Regions from separate parts of the Homo sapiens genome. Here region 2 is linked to region 1. A link is an interaction called in ENCODE POLR2A ChIA-PET data of the cell type or tissue named here. Cell type or tissue: IMR-90. All regions are shown on one strand. Each heading gives the region's core, and the rest is flanking DNA. Links, peaks and the distances in the headings are about the cores only.

Region 1 (11,418 bases), core at 4,720-8,719:
CTACAGAATAATAAAAAATAAAATTAGTCGGGTGTAGTGGCATGTGCTGCAGTCCCAACTGCACAGGAGGCTGAAGCGGGAGGATCAATTGAGCCTCGGAGTTGGAGACTGCAATAAGGCATGATCGTACCACTGCACTCCAGCCTGTGCAACAGAGTGAGACCCTGTCTCTTAAAAAAATTAATTAAATAAAATTTTTAAAATAAAGCAAATAAGCAAATAGAAAAGAACTTGGAGGAACAGACAATAGATGGAAGAGATTAAAATAGATAGTAGAACTAAAGTGATAAAGAGATGAATGTAAGGAGAGAGAAAGGGAAAAGCCTGTTAGATCTATCCAGGAGCTCCCACACCTGACCAGTGGGAGAAAACTGTGGGAAGAATATCATCAAATAAATAGTGCCGAGTAATTGCTGAGTAATGGCCAGATTGAGCCCATGAAGCGTACGGGGAAATGTGCAAAAAGTTAATTAAATTAAATTGAAAAGACCTATGCCAGCCACACGCAGCATCACACAATTTCAGAACACCAGGGATAAAAAGTAGATCCTAAGAGATTCCAAGAGGAAAAACAATCAAAAATGCAAACTGGCTATATACAAAGGAATAGGAAATGAGATAAAAACTCTGCTTCTCTGCTGTAACACTGTAAGCTGGGAGACCAAGTTCACTAAGGTTTATATGAGGGAAGTCTCTCGGGTGGGATGCATATAGGTGCTTGAAAATGTGTCTGAACACTTGGAAAATTACTGACAGGTATTTGACAGGTCTTTGGAGCGCTTAGGGAGAAATGGCTCCCCATACATAGAACACTAATTAAATTATAAAACAAAGCAATTGTCAGTGCCAAAAAAGCAAAAAGTTGTACAAAACAATTACTGTACACTGCTTGTCTAGTCAGAAAACAATATGGTCATATTAATATAAACATTAATTAATGATTTACTCACAAATGGTAATATAGATATATTGATTAGATAGAGGAAGGGAAATGGGGGTAGATATGTAAAAACAAAAAATGTAGCTAATAAAACAAGAAATCAGTATATAATATGAAACATTCATAAATCAAGAAGTAGCAACATAAGTATTAATTAGAATAGAAAAAATATGAAAAGCCATCACTTATAGGAAGTAGAAGTAGGAGAGAATAAAGGAGTGAAGCAGAATTATTTAATACGGCATAATTTTTAAACTATACACATTTATTACTTTAGTAAAAATAGAAAATATTTTAAAATACAAACATATGTATATAGCTATATTTTCAGTCAACATTATTGATTGTGTTAACAACCACCTTATACAGACATATCATTAATGACAAAGGATACACACAACATTCAGTGGAAATAGGATGGTCATTTTTTGAAATGGTGATAGGTCAAATATATACGTGTGTGCGTATACACACATATACACACATACATATATATGGATATACACACATATGTGTGTGTATGTGTATACATATAGGTATAGAGAAGTGTCTTACTGAGCTTTCTTTTGTATTTATCTGATATACCAAATAGCTTTGTGCCATATTCACCATGATGAAAAACAACAATGTATACGTATACACACACACATACACACACACACACGCACACACAAAGATAAAAGCCAACCTTGACCTTTATGATGGTTAACTTTGTGTATCAACTGGATTGGGCCATGGGGTGCCCAGATAATTGGTCAAACATTGTTCTCGGGGTGTCTGTGATGGAGTTTTTGGTTGAGGCTAACATTTGAATTGGTAGAATGAGGGAAACCGATTACACTTCCTAATGTCGGTGTCTCTCCTCCAGTCAATTAAAAGCCTAGATAGATAGAACGAAAGGCTGACCCTCCCTTGAGTTAGAGGAAATTTCTTCTGCCTGACAGACTTAGGCTGGAATGTTGGTTTTTTCCAGCCTTTAGACTCAAACTGAAACACTGGTTATCCTCAAGTCTCAAGCCTGCTGGCTCCTTATTGGAACTACACCATCAGTGCTCTTGGATCTCTACTTGCTGACTACAAATTTTGGAACTTCTCAGTCTCTATAATGGCATGAGCCAATTCCTTACAATAAACTTTACTATGTGTGTATGTATGTATCTGTCTATCCTATTGGTAGGGTTTATCTGGAGATTCCTGGCTAATACAACCCCCATTTCATACTATACAAAAAAATTAATTCAAGATGAACCAATGAACTAAATATGATAATAAAAATAAATTAGTTTTCTAGGAGACACATAGTAGGAAAAGATCTTTAATTATCTTTGAATAAGGCAAACATTTGTTTATCAAGATTAAAAATATACCAACTATAAAAGATTTCTATAATGATTTAATCAAAATTAAGAATCCCTTTTCATTAAAAGACACCTTTAAGAGAATAAACAGATAAGCCATAAACATGAAAGAGATATTTCCAGTACAAACCTTCAACTGTAAACTCAAATTCAGAGTATTAAAAAAAATGTTTCTACAAATAAATTAGAAAAATTTTGATGACCCTAACAAAAATAAGAAAGAAATATGAACAGGCACTTCACAATATAGGATTGGATTTTTTTTTAGATAAGGTCTCACTCACTATGTGGTCCAGGCTAGAGTGCAGTGGCAAGATCACAGCTCACTGCAGCCTAGAACTCCCAGGCTCATGTGATCCTCCCACCTCAGCCCTTCGGGCAGCTGGGACTGCAGACATGTGCCACCACACTCGGCTAATTTTTTGTATTTTTAGTAGAAACGAGGTTTCACCTTGTTGTCCAGCACAACAGAGGATTTTGAAATCGCCAATAAACATATGAAAAAGTGTTCAAGCATCAGAGAAATACAAATAAAGCTCATGAGACACTGCTATATACTTACAAGAAAGACTAAATTTAAAAGACTCACATTACCAGGTGTTTGGGAGGATGGAGAACAGCTGAAATTCTCTTAAATTGCTAATAAGAATATAAATTGGCACAATCATTCTGTAAAACTATTTAGGAATACCTACTAAATCAAAATATACATACATATTATCATCTAATAACTGTAATTACCAGTATATAAATCTTCTCCCAAAGTGGGTGTTCATGTCCACCAAAAGACATGCACCAGAATGTTTATAGCTACATTCTTTATAAAACCACCATGATGAAAAATGTGTCCATAAATAGTAGAACGGATAAATATATTTGAAAAAAATTTCAACTGTTTAAAAATTTTTAATTGTATAAATAAATTTCAACTGTATAAAAAATTCAATTTTTGCAATGGAATGCTACTCAACAACGAAAAGAAACAAAATCCTGATAGACACAGCATTGATGAACTCATGGACATAAAGTTAAGGGAAGAAACATCAACTCCACGATTTCATTCACATGAAATTGAAAACAAGTATAACTCCCCCAACTATTCTTGGAGAGATAATAATTGGCAGAGGGCATGAGGGAACCTATTGAACTGCTAAAAATGCTGTATCCCTTGATCTAGATGGAAATTACACAGGGATACACATATCTAAAAAGGCATCAAGGTACGCATTAACATTTGTGTGCTTTGTGTACTTAACAATGTATTTAAAGAAAGTAGTACACACACCAAAATTCAGGGCCACATGACCAAGAGACAAAATAAAAAACAGACACGAGTCTCACAGCCAGGTGCAGTAGTGGATGCCTTGCAGTCCCAGTTACTCAGAAAGCTGAGGAAGGAGAATCTTTTTAATCCAGCAGTTTGCAGCTGTAGCACTACCATAGCACCTGTGAATAATCACTGCACTCCATCTGAGCAACAAAGCAAGACTCCATCTTATAAAAGTTACACAGGTTATTCAGACAAATGCGTTAAGGTAATATTAGGTTGAACTATATGATAGTGATGCTTGTGTTGATGAAAACTGATGAATAATAGCAAGTTCATATAGTTGAGTCTAATACAAAAAAAATTCTGCAGGGAATCACAGAATTGAAAGAAGGAAAAGAAAGCAAAGCAGTGACTATATATGTACATGGACTGAAATCAACTGTATAAAAAGATAATGGAGGCAGGCGGATCATGAGGTCAGGAGACCGAGACCATCCTGTAAATGGTGAAACCCCGTCTCTACTAAAAATACAAAAAATTAGCTAGGCATGGTGGCGGGCGCCTGTAGTCCCAGCTACTCGGGAGGCTGAGGTGGGAGAATCGCATGAACCCAGGAGGCGGAGCTTGCAGTGAGCTGAGATCACACCACTGCACTCCAGCCTAGGAGACAGGGCGAGACTCCATCTCAAAAAAAAAAAAAAAAAAAAAAGATAATGGTATTAATAATATGAGGTTTGAAACATGGAAAATTAAAATATATGACAGCAAGACTGCAAAAGAAGAAGCAAATATATATATATAATCAAAAGAAGAAATGAATGGAAATTAGAAAAACTTAAAATACATTAAGATTAGAACTCATTAGATGGGTATAATGGAATATACCCATTTAAGTGGACTTAGAATGTCTCAGATTTTGAGCATAATCAGAGAAGTGGAAAGGCAATAACTTATTTTAGACATTAACACATCAATAAATGATGTAATCTTTAGGGTAAAAACTAAAAGAATAATAAAATAACAAATAACAATAAATTAATAAAGGAAAGAATGAGAATAATGAAAAGTCTGATTGATTTAAAAGAAGTCAAGACAGGAGAGGCCAAAGAATATGAAACAAGTGGGTCAAGTAGAAACAGAAAAAAAAATGGAGGACAATAAACACAATATAACAGTAATTACATTACATATAAATGAGTAAATGCTCCAAGAAGCAAAGATTGGCAGCCTGAGTATAAAGACAAAACCAAGCTATATCCTGTTTAAGACTCACAAGTTGGGGCGTAAGAACACAGAGTTGTTAAAAATGAAAGGATGAGAAAAGACATACCATGCAAACCCTAACCAAGAAAAGCTAGTGCAGTCATAGCAATATCAGATAGAGTAGACTTTAGAACAAACATTGCTAAAAACAAAGAGATATATTTCATAATGAAAAAGGGATAAATCCAAGTGAATGTACTCCTCCATTCTAAATGTGAATGCACATAAAAACGTACCTGCAAAATATAAGAAACAAACATTAAGAAAATTAAAATTAGAATTAGAAAACAGTAATCAGAATAAAAGAGTTTAACATGATCTTCTCAATGTAATATGATGAACAACTTTTATAAGTTTCACAATTTTTGTATTTACTTTGCCTTCCTGAAATAAAACAAACTTGGTCATTGCATGTTATCTTTTCACAAGTCATTAGCTGAAGGGATATAGGTTTCTGCTCCATACTAATGAGTAAGATTAGCCTGTAACTTTTTTCATACATTGTCCTAGTCTAGCTATGATATATCTGTGTTGTGGTAGCCATATAACATAATTTGGGAATTGTACCCTCTTGTTTTTTTGTTTTGTTTTGTTTTGCTTTAAAGTGTTTGTGAAGGTTTAGGATTATTTCTTCATTGGTATAATGTATCTATAAAATCATCTGTGCCTAGTGTTTCATAGTGGAAAGTTTTTTTTTAATTAATTTATTTTTTTAACTACTGATGCATGGTATTCAATGGCTATAGGACTCTAGAAATTAAAGATTTCTCCTTTGGTCAGATTAGTTGATTTTTTTTTTTAAGAATTTGTCCATTTCAATTAAATGTTGCATATATTGTCATAAAGTTGAAAAAATAAACTACTTTCTTTAAATCACAGTTTAACCTTTTTGCTTTTTTCATTCTCAAAATAATTGTATTTGTGCTTTCTTTCTATGATGTTTTCATAATATATCTTGCCAGAGTTGGTCTATTTTATTATTCTTTTAAAACAACCAAATATTAGCTTTGCTCAGTTTCTCTAGCATAATACTTTTTATTTTATTAATTTCTATTCTATTTTAACATTTGCCTCTTTTCCAATGTAAATGGTATAAATTTTTTAGATGCAACTTTCTTGGCTTTCCAAGAGTTATTATAAATACATATGTGTGTGTGTATAAACCAAAGTATTTTTAACATTATTAATTACTAATTTCTAATTAATAGATATAATAAGCTACCTGGAGATACATTTTTAAATTTCCATGTCTGAGATTCTAAAACTCATTTTAATTTCCAAATTAACCATGTTGTGTTCAGTATGAAATCAGTTCTTTGAAATTTTTGTCTTACTGCATGTGTTTCATTTTAATAAATATTCCACGTATCCTTGGAAAGAATTTTTCTGAATTTAAGAATGTTATTTTATATTACCTATTAATTAAGTTTGTTAGTTTATGGATTAAATTTTCTATATATTCAATCATTTGTCTTCTACCTGTTCTATAATTTACTGAAAAAGATGTGCTAAAATCTTCTGCAAGATGATGGATTTATTTGTTCTGCTTCAGTAATATTCATTGTTTCATTTGCATATTGTAAAGCTATGCATTAAATTCATAGAAGTTTGGGGCACAATACGGTGTGATATACTTTATATTCAGTAGTTCATTTTGAATTACTAAGTTTGTATAGCGTTGATATTGCTACACTAGCTTCCTTTTGGCTCGTTGGTTTTTATTCTGTATACCTGTCTTCATTTTTTTACTTTCAAACTTTTGTGACTGAATATTTTAGGTGTTCCTCTTGTAAACAGAATATTTTTCTTAAATTGGAGTCTAAAAACCTTTGTTCTTCACCTAGAAAGTATAATTCATTTACATTTATTGTGCAGATTATTATAATTGATAATATTTCTATCATTTAATTTTGGGGGTTTTTGTTGTTTTTCACTGTTTTTCTATCTTTTTCGGTATTTTAAATGTAGGTGATTGGTCTAATCTTCTGTTTTTCAGTTTTCTAGTTCATTAATAGATTTTCCCTCTTTCAGATTAATAGAATCAGCTTAGAATATTTAACACCTGACACTGATATATGCTGTTTTTGCCCAATATTTTATTTTTACTCAGTTTGTACTGTACACTTTATAAATCATAATATTTGTTTTACATTGTATTATTTAATTAGTTCTACCCACATGTGTATAATTTTCTTTGCTCACCATTCTTTCCTACACCTCAGATTTTTTTTTTCTGAATTACAAACAATGGACTTTAGAAGTTTCCTTTTTAAGAGCCTATTCTTTTTAAACTCTACAATTTTTTCTTGTTGATATATATGTATTTCAACTTCATTCTTGCAAGATATAATTTTACACCTGGCAACTCCAGGTTTAGAGTAATATTTTTTCAAAATTTTGAAGGTATTGTTTTATTTTCTAGCTTCTAGCATTGCTGTTCATATTTCCATTTCCAGAGAAATTATCATTAATATGCATCATTCCTCTTCATTTTCTGTCCACTTTTTGCCCTGAGGGTTTTGCAGCTGTAGATTTATTCAGTTTGGGAGAAGTTGTGCTTTCTGAATCTGACAATTAGTATTTTTTAATCAATTTCAGAAATTTGCAGCCACTTTATCTTCAAATATTACCTTTTCCCCAATTCTCTCAATGTGTTTATTCTAGAACTCTGAAAAGACATGTTAGACTTTCCTACTCTATTTTCTATGTCTGTTTATCCTGGGCCTTGAGTTTTTTTTAAGTCCTAGGGATTTTATCATTCTTTTTCAAAAGTTTCCTGGTCATTTTTCATAGTTTCTAGTTCCATAATCACACTTTGGAAACTCTTTATTTAATTATAATAAACATACTTTAAAATATTCTGAATTTTATCATTGTGGTAGCTATAGGTTTTGTGATAATTCTGTAGTTTTTTTTTTTTTGCTGAGTTTTGCTATGGCAGGCATGTTGCCTCATGTGATTTGTAATTTCTGATTATGGATACATATTATCAGGAATTTTTATCTATTGGAGTTTTTTGAAATCTGAAGTTAAAGTGGTCTTCCAAAGAAGATTTAGTTTAGTTCTCCTAGACATGTGAGGATTGCCAATTTGAAATCACTTTAAAATAAAATTTCATGGAGATTTTCAGTCCACACAGGTAGTATAAATTTCAGTCCCAAACTCATGCAATGATTTATATTAGAAATTCTTAGTAAAACCTTTCTTCTTTTTATTCCAACTAGAGCCTAAGACAAGCCACAAGGATATTTTATTTCCTCTGTGGAGTGTGTTTCTTCCCTCGTTCACTTCTAGGGTTCTATGTATAGCTGCTTCTGATCAGACCACCCAGCTAGTGCACACCTAGGTTTTGTCTCCTGTCCTGCTTTTGTGCCTTGGACTGTGTGCCACATTTTAAAGTTTTCTGTAGCAAAAGTTTTTTCTCTGGACATCAAATTTGCCAGTTTCATCATACTTTCACTCCTAACACTGCAGAGCACAAGTAAGAAAACAGCCTGATCTTTCTTCTGTTTTAGTTGGCTTTTCTGTCCTTTATGGAGTTTTTCTTTTCCTTTGAAATAAAAATATTTTACAAAATTTATGTGCAAAAACTAATCACTTTTCATGAACCTCATCAATGGTATTGTAAATGTAAAGCCATATGAATCTTCAGATTAATGTCTTTGTTAAATCCAAAATACATTTATACTATTATATCCTTGATAATGTATTCAGTTTTATTTTTCTTGTCTCTTTTTTGGGGGAATATCAATGGTATATATTTTTTTGTTCACTATTTCTTCCTATATTTTAAATCTGGATATTTGGATATTTGAATATTTCGTATTTAAATGAATATTTCAATATTTCGCTTATCTCCTCCATGTCTCTCTCATCCTGACTCTCAGAACGTCTATCTTCATAGCTAAAAAAGAAAATTCTGCCCTGTTGGAGCTTATCGTGTTTTCCTTCTGTATCCTTCATTTGTTTTTTTTTTTTTTCTGGTATCACTTTTGCCATTTAATGCCTATAATGTCATTTTCACCTGCACTGTGGTTCTATCTATTTATTTACAGGATTTTAGTAATTCAGGAACCTCCATTTCATTTCAGTCTGTTTGCTCATTTTCACATCTTTTCCTTCATTTTACAGAGTTTATTTTTTTCTGAATTTAACTGAAAGCACATGGTAAATAATGCAGTATATTTTAAGTATGTTATAACTGCCATATTCTTTTGCTTAAATAATGCAGAGTCTTTTCATAGGTACCTTTTTTTGGTCACATTATTCAAGCTAAAACAAGAAGAAGTCTACCAAACTAGGTAAATGCCCCAAACAGTGTGAGCTGATTCTCCCCCTCATCCCTCCCTGTCCACCTGGATACATTCAGATCTGAAACTGAAAGATGGGTTGACAGAAGTTTACAAACCAGTTTAGTTCTACAGCGACTGGAGAGGAGCAGAAAGCATCCTGGGAGATGATCATAGCAGGAAAATTTCAATTTGCTACAGTTCCTTTTCTGTGTTTGCTTAAGCCAAACACTGAGGATTAGCTTTCCATATGGAGTTTTCCCTTTAGATCTGCCTCCACGTCCAATGTGGAATACCACTGCTTCCCAGCCCCGAGGTCCGGTCCACTACCTTGGGAAGAATCATGTCCGTGCTGGGAGCCCTCCATGCCTGGGGTTTCGTATTTGCAGCTGTTATTACAGTTGTTCCCCCTTATCTAAGATTTTGCTTTCCACAGTATCAGTTACCCAGGGTCAACCTTGGTCTGAAAATATTAAATGAACAATTCCGGAAATAAACAATTCATAACTTTTAAATAGTGTGGAGTTCTGAGTAGCTGATAAAATCTCATGTCATCATGCTCAGTCCTGTCTGGGACGTGAATCATTCCTTTGTCCGGTATATCCAGGCTGTAGACACTGTGCACCCATTAGTCACTTATAGGTTAGTATATCCACTGTCTTGGTATTCCAGAGCTTGTATTCAAGTAGTCCTTATTTTTTAAAATTTATTTTTATTTTTTATTTTTTAATTTTTTGAGATGGGGTTTCACTCCGTCACCCAGCCTAGAGTGCAGTGGTGCGATCTGGGCTCACTGCAACCTCCACCTCCCAAGTTCAAGCGATTCTCCTGTTTCAGCCTTCTGAGTAGCTGGGATTACAGGTGCCCACCACCAAGCCTGGCTAATTTTTTTGTATTTTTAGTAGAAATGGGTTTTCACCATGTTGGCCAGGCTGGTCTCGAACTCATGACCTCAGGTGATCCACTCACCTCAACCTCTCAAAGTGCTGGGATTACAGGCATGAGCCACTGAGCCCGGCAGCCCTTGTTTTACTTATTTTGTTTTTTTTGGTTTATTATTAGTTATTGTTTTTAATCCCTAACTATGTGACTAAATTATAAATTAAGCCTTATCGTAGGTATGTATGTACAGGGTTCAGTACTATCCACAGTTTCAGGTATGCAGTGGGGGCCTTGGAATGTATCCCCCGAATATAAGGAGGCACTACTGTACTCACACTTGAACCTCTCTGAGCAGCTACGTCCCACAGTGTTGACCCATAACAGCTAAAGAACAAGGAGTTCACGTCAATCGCATGACCTGCCCACAGCTCCATTCTCAATACTTACAATGCAGAAGTGTAAATGGATCTGCCATAGTCTCTTCTAGTCTCCTGACACCTCCTGCTTTCTCAGACAAGCAGGTGCGCATTTCTTTTGGGTCTTTTCTTCATTTTTTGACCTGTCATTTACTTACTGTATTTTTTTTGAGATGGGAGTCTCATCCTGTCTCCCAGGCTGGAATGCAGTGGTACAAGCATAGCTCACTGCAGCCGCGAACTCCTGAGCTGAAGAGATGCTCTTGCCTCATTCTCCCCAGTAGCTGGAATTACAGGCATGAGCCACCACGCCTAGGCTCCTGCTATTTTTAGTAGGAATTCCTTGCAGTTTCTGACCTTTCTGTAGCACACCTCTTCCCTATTTTCCAAGGAAGGTGTTGGTTATCACTCTTACTATAGTCCTGTTGTTATTCTCGTTAGAATCTGGATGTGGGACATTAAACATCTAAAATCATCATCTTCATTTACTGAGAAATCTGTCTTAATTAGGACTCTCCAGATTTTCATGTATTTATTAAATATTTTCAGAACACATTTCATGTCGGGCACATCCTAGGCACCAGGAATACATCAGCAAACAAAGTAGACACATCTCTAGCAGGAGAGACAGGTGCTAACAAACAGACATTGCTAGAAAGTACATCATATAGTACGTTGGAAGGAGACAAGTACGCTGGAAAATGGAGAGCTGGGTAAAGGGGCACCAGGGCTGGGAGAGGACCAGAGAAAGCCTCACTGAGAAGATAATATGTGAGCAATGGTGTGAAGGAGAGGAGAGAGTTGGCCACGTGTATTTCTGGGGGAAGACCATTCCCCAGACAGGAGGAAGCAGGAGAAAGACCCAGTGCAAAAGCTCCAAGTCAAGGCTGAGCCTGGGGTATTCAAGGGAAGGCCAGGAGGCACGGGCGGCTGGATCCCAGGGAGCAAGCAGGCAGAGGGGCATGGAAGATGGGTCCCAGACATCATGGGAAGCCCGTCA
Region 2 (11,418 bases), core at 3,956-7,955, 130 kb after region 1:
GATGGCCCTGTGCAAACTTCATGGCACATCTCCGTTCCCCAATACAGCTGATAATTTTAGTGGATTTGTGCCCCAATCACATCTGATGAGGGGTCGTCGGTCATCGTGGCTCCAAAAAATGTGATCTCAGTTTCTATCCCATGACATTATATTCAGTAAGTGAAAATGGCCTTGAGCTTTCAGAGCCCCACCAGCTCCGTGGTTCCCTTCTGCCATGGCAGTGTGGGGAATGCAGCAGTTAACACTGTTTATACATTCCAGGGGTATTAAGCAGTTAGGTTACTGGAATCGTGGCAGAGCGAGTGGGAGCCGCATTCTGGGTTGTGTCTCTGTAATCAATTACTAAACATATCATGAAATTCCAGATGTAATAATAAAGTTTATGATGATTATATTGTCAGGAGGCCGGGAACACACCACCTCATTGACAGCTGAAGGAAGCAAGAGAATCAGCCTAGGTTTTGCCTGTAATAGGAAAAAGGGTCTTCTTTTGCTCCCATCAGTGATTCTGCATACTTTTTGTGAATGGAAACATGCATTTTTTGGAGACTCAGTTAGAGGGGGAAAAGGGAGAGGTTGAGAAGGGAACACCCTTGGTTTTATGGGGGACATCTTCTTCACGTACCTCCTCTCCCTTCCTCCTCCTTGCCCCTGCCCAGAAGAAAGTGCCCGGGGGAGGTGACATCTTCTGCAGTCAGGGAGGCAGGCTTGGCTGGGGCCCAGCCGCTCTGCCCTTAGAAGCAGCCACCCCTCCTTACGAAGGTGCAGCGTGCTCTGGTGTGGAAACATAAAATGGACGTTCTGTGAAAATCAATTGACTGTCCCGGCTGGACCAGACAGCTCTGACACCACAGTAGGTGGCAGGTGGTGAACATAAGGTACCCAGAAACCTTGGCCGCAGTGACACAGTGAATGCAGCCGCTGGCCTCCTTCCTTGCAACACTATTTGTAGTTTCTTCTCTCTGTGCGTCCATGGCATTTCCAGAAAATGCATCTTGAGTTGACTTCCCTTCGTTATGACACAGCACTGCAAGCAGGGTCGAGCTGCAGTTGGGAAGTTTCAGGGCACATTTCGGCCACATCTGCTGGTACCAGTAGGACCGTGATTGTTTTGGTGGTTGTATGAGTGCAGATTAATTAAACAACAGTAACAAAACAGAACAAAACAAAAAAACAGCAATTCGCAGCAGATCTGAAATATCAGTGACAAAGACAAAAAAAATGATAAATAAGCTATTCCAGGCTATGAAAGAAAATTAATGCCCCTTTAACTCATCACTGCGCCAAAAGTAGATAATAAAGTGCTTACTATGAGAGCGGTTTTACAGACATGTTTCCTGAGGCTCTGGTACAGGTGAGCTCAGGAAGGCCTGGTGTCGCTCTGTCCACATTCCCCGCGTGCCCTCTGAATCTCTGATGCTTTGGTTCAGCCCGGGGGTCTCTCTTAGGCCAGGGTTACATGCGCCGTTTCCCTCCTTCAGTCCTTAGAGGGAAGGAGGGGGTATCCCTTTCGGTGAGTCATAACTCTGCCGTTGGGTTGGGCAGCTCTCATGTAGAAGGGAGATTTTAGGAAGCCCGTCTTTGCTAGAATTTGCCTGGCAGGCCCTGCGTTTCCCATTGTCCTTCTGCCACCATGGTGACTGGGGACATGCCCGTGCCTGTGGGGGACAAGCATGCATGTCAGTTTTTGGGCATGTCAATGCTGATTCCTGTGCCCTGGGGTACGGCCCACCTTCTCTCGGTAGAGCTGTGACCCTGCCAACAGGAAGTGCTGGGAAAACAAGCTCCTGACACCTCCGTCTGGGGTCTGGGGTCGCCTTCTCAGCGTGGGCTGCTTCATGACCCATAGGTGTTCTGGACTTTCCTCCCCCCGCCCAAGGATTAAACAGCACTTGGCTCCTTGTTAAAAGCACATTGATGTTTTGAGCCCAGAGGGAGGTGTGGATCACACAGCAGGTCAACAGCCTCCATTTTGCACCCCGCCATTCCCTGTGGCTGGTTAAGGTGGGAGTGGGTAGGGAGGAGAAAACAGAACTAGAGAGTGACATTGGGGCGATGCTGACCGAGGGTGTGACCCAGGCCAGGCCAGGCTGCTGTGGCCACTGACCTGCTCCTCCCTGCACTTCACATGGGAGCTCGGGCATTGGGAGCCGTCAGGCCAGTCCTCAAGGTACGGCCAAGCAGCCCGGAGGCCACCTCCCGAGGCCTGTGCTAGCAGCTCCTGGTCCATGCCTGCCGGTCAGCTCACTGCTCCACCCCTGCTAGGCGTTAGATGTTTCCAGAAGGCCTGAGGGCCAGGCAGGTGAGGGGCTTCAAGTTCACTCAGGGCAGCTGTTGAGAGTTTAGCGAGTTTTATTTTTGCCCCCAAATTTAAAAGTATCACGGAAGGCAGAGCTATTACAGAGAGAAACCAACCTTTTGGTTATCACACAGCAGCTTTTATGAATTAAAAAAAAAAAAAGGATCTTGACCCTCTTTGAAAGGAAATAAAGTAGGAACCCAGTGTTAAGGAAAACAAAAAAGCTGATATTACAGTTTTTATGATTACTCATATCCTAGGCTGGAGCTTGAGGAAACCAGTTATAATGGAATTTCATTTTTTTCTCTTCCTAGTTGTGTGTCTGCGCTCTTTTTTCCATTAGAATGAGGAGTGGTTCATACTTGGTGTGGAAAAAAAACACACAACAATTTTGGCATGTGATCCTTGCTCTTAGTTGACCCAACGCTGATGGGACTGAAGATAGAATTATGCGGCCTTGTAATTAATTATCGAGCTATAAGGGGAACTGTGGAGTGAAGAGAGAAAGGGATGGAGTTACACAGGGCGGTGTTCCTGCCTCTCTCTCCACAAACACCCCCACTCCCAAGTGCTGTACCCAGGTTTAGCTTTGACACCATAAATAATGCATCTTCCGATATTCAGAAGTGAAAAATCTAAAGCCATCTAGTGGTTCATTTTTATTGGTAGCCACTGTATTAGCACCATTTAAAAACACTATTTTATTGCTGTGAGTCTGCAAGTTGCCAGTAGCAGTTCACCAATTTCACCGGTGTGAGGTGAGGGGTAAGATGATGACCAAAAGCAGAGATGCCTCCACTCTGCCTAAATTAAATGTTTGTGCAAGTAAACTTGAGCGTGCCCATTGCCAGGGCTGACCTTATACCACTAAGTTCTTGCAGTGGCCTGGATGATTGTAATGGAGGTAACGTGATATAAATGTAAACTTTAGCCCTGCTTACACAGAATGCACAAGGCAGCGTGACACCTTCATTTCAGTAGTAAGAAATTACCATTGTCTCTTATTTCTTGCTCGGAGCTTGGGTGACCAAGCCAAGAAGTAATTACACAATTAGGGTTGACAAAGCAGTTCCTGTAACATTTCTTTCTCTTAAGTTTGGGTAGCTTATTTCAACTTCACATTTTCCATATCTTTGTCATTAATAACAAATATCCGTTTTCAGTGCAATACATGTGCCGCATGAAGATTGGGAGCCTAGTGTAATTTAATGATGAAATGTGAGCATTTCATTTTCTGTAAATGTGGCTCTTTGAAGTTTAAGGTAGACATCCAGGAGCTCACACGGCCCCTGTACAGGAAGTTGACTACCAACTCTTCCGCAAGTGAGATTGGTGAACAGTGATTGGGAGCCACTCCCGCTTAGGTGACAAAGATGTTTGAAAGGATATGCAGATATGTGACATGGCTTATCTGGAAGGCTGCCTCTTCAAAGTCATCTCCCATTACTATGGCTCCAGATAATTCTTTAATCTTAAATTGTGTTATCTGCAGTATGTATACGGTATTGTAATTAATTGTCACCAACTTAAAATATAATCTGTTTGGAGTTTATATACCATCTAGGCCTGACCCTTACCTAAAGAAGAAAACACCTCACAGTTTCTCTCTTCTTATTTGTTATTGGATATGAAAGGAGAGAGACACTCTCTACTAAAGAAAAATAGACCTGTTAAGATTTAACCCGCCATTCCTTGAATAAGATGTTCTCAGAACTTCTGTTTTGGTACCAGCTAATGCTGCAAACAAGCTTTGAAACATGGATGGCTCAGCTGGGAGGTGAATGGCCTGCAGGAAGGTTGGGCTCCATCAGCAGGGGCCAGTCCACTGAAGCAAGTCAGTCCTGCTGCCATTTGTCAGCCTGGGCTGGCCTTCCAGAGCCCATCCCTGGTGTGGGAGAGGTGCCAACGTGGCCCGCAGTCCCCGCTGTTTTATAGCTGATGCTATATGCACACACCCAAGGCTTTTCAAGGCTCACACTCAGAGAAGTGCCCACTGGTCTTCCCCTCAGGTGGACAGAGTGAGTGAGTTCCCTGCTCCATGAGCCTAGCACTTCGCTTTTCAGCAAAGGTGCCTTGGTTTTGGGTGGATCTTGTATAAATGAATTCTAGCTGGGGGCCTGGGCAAAAGTTATATTTCTTCTGACAGAGTTTGTAGCAACGTTTTTCTTAATTATTCTTGATGTTTTGCCCATTATACCATTAGCTTCTTCAGAGGACAGAGATAAATAGCTGGTATCTGCAAGAACAAAGTGTGAACTGAATGCATTTAATTATTGATATCTCAGTAACTAAAGGCTCTAGAATGATGTTGTCAAATGCCTTAGTGATCTGACAGCCGATGTATTGGTTTGCAGATGCAACTAGAGACAATGTCCATGTAAACTCTAGAGAAAGAGAACACTAAACAAATAAGAGAATATCGTAGTTCATTTTCTCATTTCTTTATTTTTTTTCCCAGTGCAATTCGTTTCATTTTGTGTATTGGATTTTGAGGTTTAGGGGCTGTGCAGGGTGTTTTATTTCAATATGTGGTAAGATACAAATTGCCTTCATACTATCATATTATTGCCTTTAAGTATACTGCCTGGCTCAGTTACATATACACTGTATATTTATATGCGTGTATACGTGTATTGTGTGTACATATATGTATTCTTACATATGTATGTATATGTATGGTACATATGTGTATCACCTAGTGGAAATCAGTGTTCTCACAGTCTTATTCTTATCAGAGGGATTTTTAAAACTAGCCTTATATGCATGTTTTCAAGAATAAAGCAGAATGCTAACAAAGTGCATTTTCCTTCCCTCTCATTAGATATCAGATCCCTTTCATATGTAGAAAAGTAAGGATTTCAGGTATTTATTCTGACATGTTGACATAACTCCACATATTCAGTTACCTCAATTTTTAAAATCTATTTTACTATCTCTCACATGTAGAATATGATTCCCAGGGTTTAAAACACACAAGGAAATTGATCGCTGTTCAAAAATGTGCAGCGGTAGCCCAGAGGCTCAAAGTCTAGAACCTCGAGCTACAGGTCTCAGGGAAGAAGGGAATTGGTCGAACACATCCAGTAATGCCGTGGAATATTCTTTTTTCCTTTGAAGGTTTGGCTTACAGTACTGTTCTCATGATCATGTTTAATTCTATGTTTTTTCTAAGGGCTTTTTACTCCTCTGCTGGTTTTTTTTTTAATGAAACAGAAAGCTGCTGCCTTTCAGTAGCCTGGCTGAGTGCTGTAAGGAAGGAGAGTCTACATTCTGGACTGCTCACTTCTCTCCAGGATGCCTTCTCTGGCGTTCCTCACATGGAGCTGGACTTCTCCCCTGTATTTGCATGCTTCTCTGGCCTGTGCACACTGGCACACTGGGGCACACATAGGGTTTCCATCAGAGCCGAAGGCTGCGTGAGACTTGGGGAGGATATTTATTTGAAGTTGCACAAATGTTTACAGTAAGGGAGACTGAGACATGGGCACTCGCAGTGCAGAGCTACCCTGAGCAGAGGAACTGCCTTTCCCTCCTGTCTTCCATGTGCTCCGTTCTCCCTAACAGCAACAAACATGCTGTCTTTTGCAGCTGCTTACTTGGAAATTAAATAATGAGCCTCCTGAAGATGGTTGCTTCACACTCCGAGGTTTCAGCCCCATGAGAAAGTGACTTACAGCGATAGATGAGGGGAGGTCAGCACCACCCTCACTGTGCAGGCTCCGAGCATCTGGGTGTGGGTGTGTACGCGTGCTCATGCACACACAGACACACGCAGGCACGTGTGCACATGCACACACACGCGCCAGGCTTCTAAGCATGCAGGGCTGCTCTACAGAAGCTACCTAGAGCCCTGAAAGATTTGACAGTAGCTTTCTCTCATGAAAGTGGATGCATTGTCATTCTTTAAATTAAACAAAATGATGTCCATAATGCAATATTCAAGAGAATCAAAGGGTATGCAGTTAAAAGAGAGTCTTCTTCTAACCCCAGCTCCTCAGTTCTTCTCCCTAGGGGCAAGCACCGATACCAGTTTGTAGTATAGTCTTCTAGATATTTATGTTGGTGCAAAAGTAATTGCAGTTTTGCCATTAAATTAAAAGTATATTTTAAATATTTTAAATGAGAAATCCACACTTTACACTCCATGTTGTACCTGTTTTTGTCTAAGAATATACTTTGGATATCTGCAGTTTACTTTGACATGCATCCAAAAGTTAAGATACATGGAATGATGGGTATATATGTGATAAAGCAAATAAAGCGGAATGTTAAAGTTTTAAACTAGGTGATGGGTGTACAGGCAAAATTCTTTAAACTTTGCTGTGTATATTACATTGTACATAATAAAATGGTGGCAAATCTATGTATCTCAGTCATCATCTTATATCATGTTAGGTTTCAGCTGCTATATCCTACCATATTTTGTTGCACAGAGCTGCCTTATACTTTTTAAGGGCCACGTTTGACTCTAGTGAATGAGTTACCCTCTGCATGGACATTCTGGTTGCTTCTAGTCTTTTCTTTGACAAACAGTACCATAGTGAACATCCTTCTGCACACGCCTTTGTATAGTAATGTCCTTCCACTTACATCCTTGTGGGATGCAGTCCTACAGGCGGAATTGCTAGCTGAAAAGGTATGTTCAGGTTAACAAAATGATAAATATCCAAACTGTTCTCCAAAAAGATCACACACATTTCGCTTCCCACAGCTGCGTGGGAGTGCGCGCGTGATGTCTCTGGCCGTCAGCGCTTAGGTAGGACAGCATCACAGTCAGCAACCCCTTCTCTCGCTCAGCAGGCACCCAGAAGCCTCCATGCATCAACAAAAATGGATACGGATATGAAAGCATATGAATCCCTGTATTCATCTCAGACATCTTTGCCTTTTTTATTTCAGTCTCTGGGTGACAGCAAATAGGTAAATTCATAGGATCACAGCCTTTTAAATTCATCTGCAGGGACAGCCTCATTGGATGGACGGGAAAACTGAGACCAGCCTAAGTTCACATGTCATTCCCTGGCCGGTCCCGACCAGTGAAAGCACTGAGGGTGTAAAGCCTGGCTCTGTGGCCGGACTGCGGAAGCCCTCTCCATAGGCATCCTCATTACCTGAGGTCGCTCAGAGAGCCCAACGGCCAAGACACAGAGGCACTGTGCCCGTATACTACCTATGTTTAGTTCCTACGGAGCACAGCGGAGGTGGCTGGCTACAGCGCGGAGCTTCTTAGATAATGACCGAGGAATACTGAAAATGTCCTTTTGGGTTTTAGCTGAATAATATTTAAGGATTTTGAAACAGTGACTTAATTTTGTTTTTATGTAATTGATGGCATTGTAGTAAAACGTATTGAGACACCACATCAGCATTTTTCTAACTGTTCCTTGGAGAAAAATATGCTCATATGAAAATGGTTTCTTCACTTTCCACTTACGGAATTGAAAAAATAAAAAAAAAATCACTGTGCTTCCATGGAATCACTATACCCAGAGATTCTCTAATTTTAAAGGGTTTTCCCCTCTGGACTTGGCCTACATAATGCAAGGATACTTTGCCTTTCTAAGTGGGGTTGTCCCTTGTTTTAGAAGCAATGGTAGTGGAGACAGAGGGACTGTTGTGTCAGAGAGTTGGTGCAGAATGCTGGTGGGGCAGATTTCAGGGAAGTTCCATATACCAGAGGCCATAGGCCTCCAAACCTAAAACCCAGTGGTAAGTCACTTCCCATTCAGGCTTCACGCCCCTTGCCCATTCTTTTGGGTTTGGAAGGTGCTTGAAGGAAAGCTGTCTCAATGCTGCAGTGTTGGAAACTTGTGTCTGAATTTGAAGCCTTCATCGTGTTATGTTGATATCAAAGAAATCAGGATATTTACATAAATTATATTAGTTTTCCTAACTTGACACAATTGTTTATATGCGGGAGGTGTAAGTCAACTGGCAGTATTCATCTTGTTCCAAACTTTGCTGCTTAAGATTTCATTCTGAATAGTCAAATTGTAAACGTTAAAAATGAAAATTCAGACTGGATTTATAATGATGGAAAACTCACAAGTCTACTACATTAAAATCATAATGATAATAATAACGCTTTCAAAACAACCTTGGTTGCCTCTCTAGTAGCTTGGTTTCCTGCTCTACTGATGGTAGGCTGGCCCAGTGTGCACAGCCTTGAGGGCTTGGCTGTGCAAGTTGATGTAGGGGCGGAGAGCCAGCATCAAATTGGGTGCTGCGGAGACGTTTTTTCCTCCTGCTTTTGGTTGTGAAGATGCCCCTCGTGGCTTCTGATCCCTGAGCCCTCGGTGATGCCTTGAATGAGGGTAGCCCCACATGCAAAGGGATGCCCTAGGCTGCCTATCCTGCAATGCACTGTGTGTGTGTGTGTGTGTGTGTGTGTGTGTGTGTGTGTGTGTGTGTGTGTGTGTTGGAGGCCAGGTTCAAGTACAAGAGCAGCAGCTGCTGTCTTTACCACCTGGGAGAAAACATCTTTCTGAGGTGTGTGGCAGTGTGGGAAGGTGATTGTGGATGGGGTGACTGTGTGGGAGACTGTGGTGGGTCTACCCTGATGTATCTGCACCTGAAGCCAACTTCTTCCTGGTCTAGATGTGGACATTTCTTAAAGTTTATCCTGGGTCTACAAATGTGAAATCATCTGGGTATTCGTAAACCAGCCGCATCACTGAGAGCAGAGGTAAATCCAGTGCTCCCACTTGGTAGAGTTCTTTGACAATGAAGCTGTGTAGAGGTGAACAACAAAACCCACAACAAAGATAAAGAAAAGAAAAGGAAAAATATGCATTGATAGAATTATGCTTTGTCTTTCTACTTAAATGGCAAAACTCATGTGTCTTCACATCTGGAATAAATGTGATGTTTTACAATTAAACCTATTTACGGGAGCTCACCATTGGATCATAGCATTTGCTTTCTGATTTTTAAAGGCCCCCAAACCATTGAATAGTAAAGAGTGCTGAATGCCATGCAGTGAAGTTCATGATCATAGGCTACTCTGTGGAACTCAGGGATCTACGGTGGCAGCATGCTCCTGGGTGAGTTGGGCAGCTCCTGGCTGGAAGAGGGAGGCCTGGCCTTTGGTGTCTGGCTGTATGGACTTCCACTCCTTTGAGGTTATCTCAGCATTTGATAGCAGAAGGCTGGTTTAAAACATTTTCATGTGAGAGAAATGCTCTTGACCCAATGTTGCGTGAAAAAAGCAGGTTGCCAAATACAATACCAACCCAACACATTCACACACATGCACACATTATAAAGGGAAAATAAAAGGAATAAGCACTCCAAAATGTAAGGGTTTTTATTTTTCTGCTTTCTTCTATATGCCTTTATTTTCCAAATTTTCATCAATAGACATATATTGCTAATCCTTGATGTTGATGTTATCTTGTATCAGAGAGCTTTGTGGCTGGGAAGAAGGTAACTAAATAATTAGTTTCATTTATTCAGTCATTCATTCGTTCTGTCACTCATTCATTCATTCATTCACTCATTCCTTTATTATGTCCATCACTAATTTATTCCTTCACTCATTCATCCATTCAAAAAGTAAGTACTGGCTGGGGATGGTGGCCCATGCCTGTAATCCTAGCACTTTGGGAGGCCGAGGCAGGAGGATCGCTTGAGGCTAGCAGTTCGAGACCAGCCTGGGCAACATAGTGAGACCTGGTCTCTACAAAACATTAAAAGTTAGCTGGGCATGGTAGCATGCATCTGTAGTTTCAGCTACTTGGGAGGCTGAGATGGGAGAATCCCTTGAGCCCAGGAGTTCATGCCTATAGTAAGCTATGATTGCACCACTGCATTGCAGCCTGGATGTCAGAGTGAGACCTAGTCTCTAAAAAAAAATACATACATAAGGCTAGGCACGGGGGCTCACGCCTGTAATCCCAGCACTTTGGGAGGCAAAGGCAGGAGTTTGAGACCAACCCAGCCAACATGGTGAAACCCTGTCTCTACTTAAAATACAAAAATTTGCCAGGTGTGTTGGCCGGGAACCTGTAATCCCAGATACTTGGGAGGCCGAGGCACGAAAATCGTTTGAACCCAGGAGATAGAGATTGCAATAGGCCAAGATTGTGCCACTGCACTCCAGCCTGGGTGACAGAGCAAGACTCCGTCTGAGAAAAACAAAAAAAAACAAACAAACATAAAACCATTATTCTTAGCAAACTAACACAAGAACAGAAAACCAAACACTGCGTGTTCTCACTCATAAGTGGGAGTTGAACAATGAGAACATATGGACACAGGGAGGGGAACATCACACACCGGGGCCTTTTTGGGGGTAGGGGGAATGGAGAAGGATAGCATTAGGAGCAATACCTAATGTAGGTGATGGGTTGATGGGTACAGAAAACCACCATGGTACGTGTATACCTATGTAACAAACATGCACGTTCTGCACATGTACCCCAGAACTTAAAGTATAAAAAAAAAGAAAAAGAAAAAACATCTTCAAGGAAATGCGTTTACTCATACATAATATATATAAAAATATATATTTAATAAATATGTAATCAACGACAATTAAGCACTACCTTCTTTCTCTCCTGGCCTCAACTCTGGCTCACTCCCTCTGTCTCACACACAGTCTGGATGGAAAGTACTGCTGTCCACGTCGGGCCTGCTGTTGTGGGGAAACGAGGATACATCATTAGTGTCAGGTGCTTTTGACCTTGCTGCCTGATTGTGGCCAGGCCCCTTGCGTTAACCTGGCGTGAGTCTGCCGTATGCAGACACCTTGGTGTGTTTCCATGAGGTTTCAGGCAGAGCTGTAGGCTCCATGTTTAGATTTCATAAGAGTAACCAGAAATGCACTTGCTAGGTGGGCAGTTAAAAACAACGGGGAACGGTCTCTGGAGTGCTTCAGTGGTGAGCCATGTGATGACGCCACCGGGCATGTCCTAGGGGCACTGTGAAGTTGGAAGGTAGAGCTCCGATTGGCGGGCCAGTGAGCAGCGTCCAGCCCTGCCTGTCTCCCATGTCAGCCTTAAGTGAGAGCCATGGCCTTCTCAGCACTGTCATTACCCACCTCCACCTTGGAATGATTGATTCATCAGGTTCAGAGGATGAACTTAGACATTAAGGAGCTGGCCAGGCCTTGGTGGAAA

The links. Peaks named below come from ENCODE experiments on the same cell type or tissue, not always from the same donor. Only the 100,000 strongest peaks of a DNase experiment are listed, where the experiment ranks them.
Region 2: POLR2A ChIA-PET joins it to region 1 with 5 read pairs; 2 of 35 experiments call an interaction of 5 or more read pairs at or near these places.

The regions. Positions count from the first base shown.
Region 1 is chr19:31,450,150-31,461,567 of GRCh38, reverse strand. No RefSeq gene overlaps it. Among named protein-coding and RNA genes, the nearest start is that of LINC02841, 64 kb to the left of the region's middle. In IMR-90, for the core only: no CTCF peak of the experiment used is centred there; no DNase peak of the experiment used is centred there; H3K27me3 peaks cover 192 bases.
Region 2 is chr19:31,321,164-31,332,581 of GRCh38, reverse strand. The region is part of intron 1 of TSHZ3 (teashirt zinc finger homeobox 3); the gene reads left to right. TSHZ3-AS1 (TSHZ3 antisense RNA 1) reads right to left here and starts at 10,751. Exons shown (of 3, transcript XR_002958388.2): 1 at 1-10,751. In IMR-90, for the core only: no CTCF peak of the experiment used is centred there; a DNase peak (open chromatin) is centred at 5,801; H3K27ac peaks cover 1,781 bases.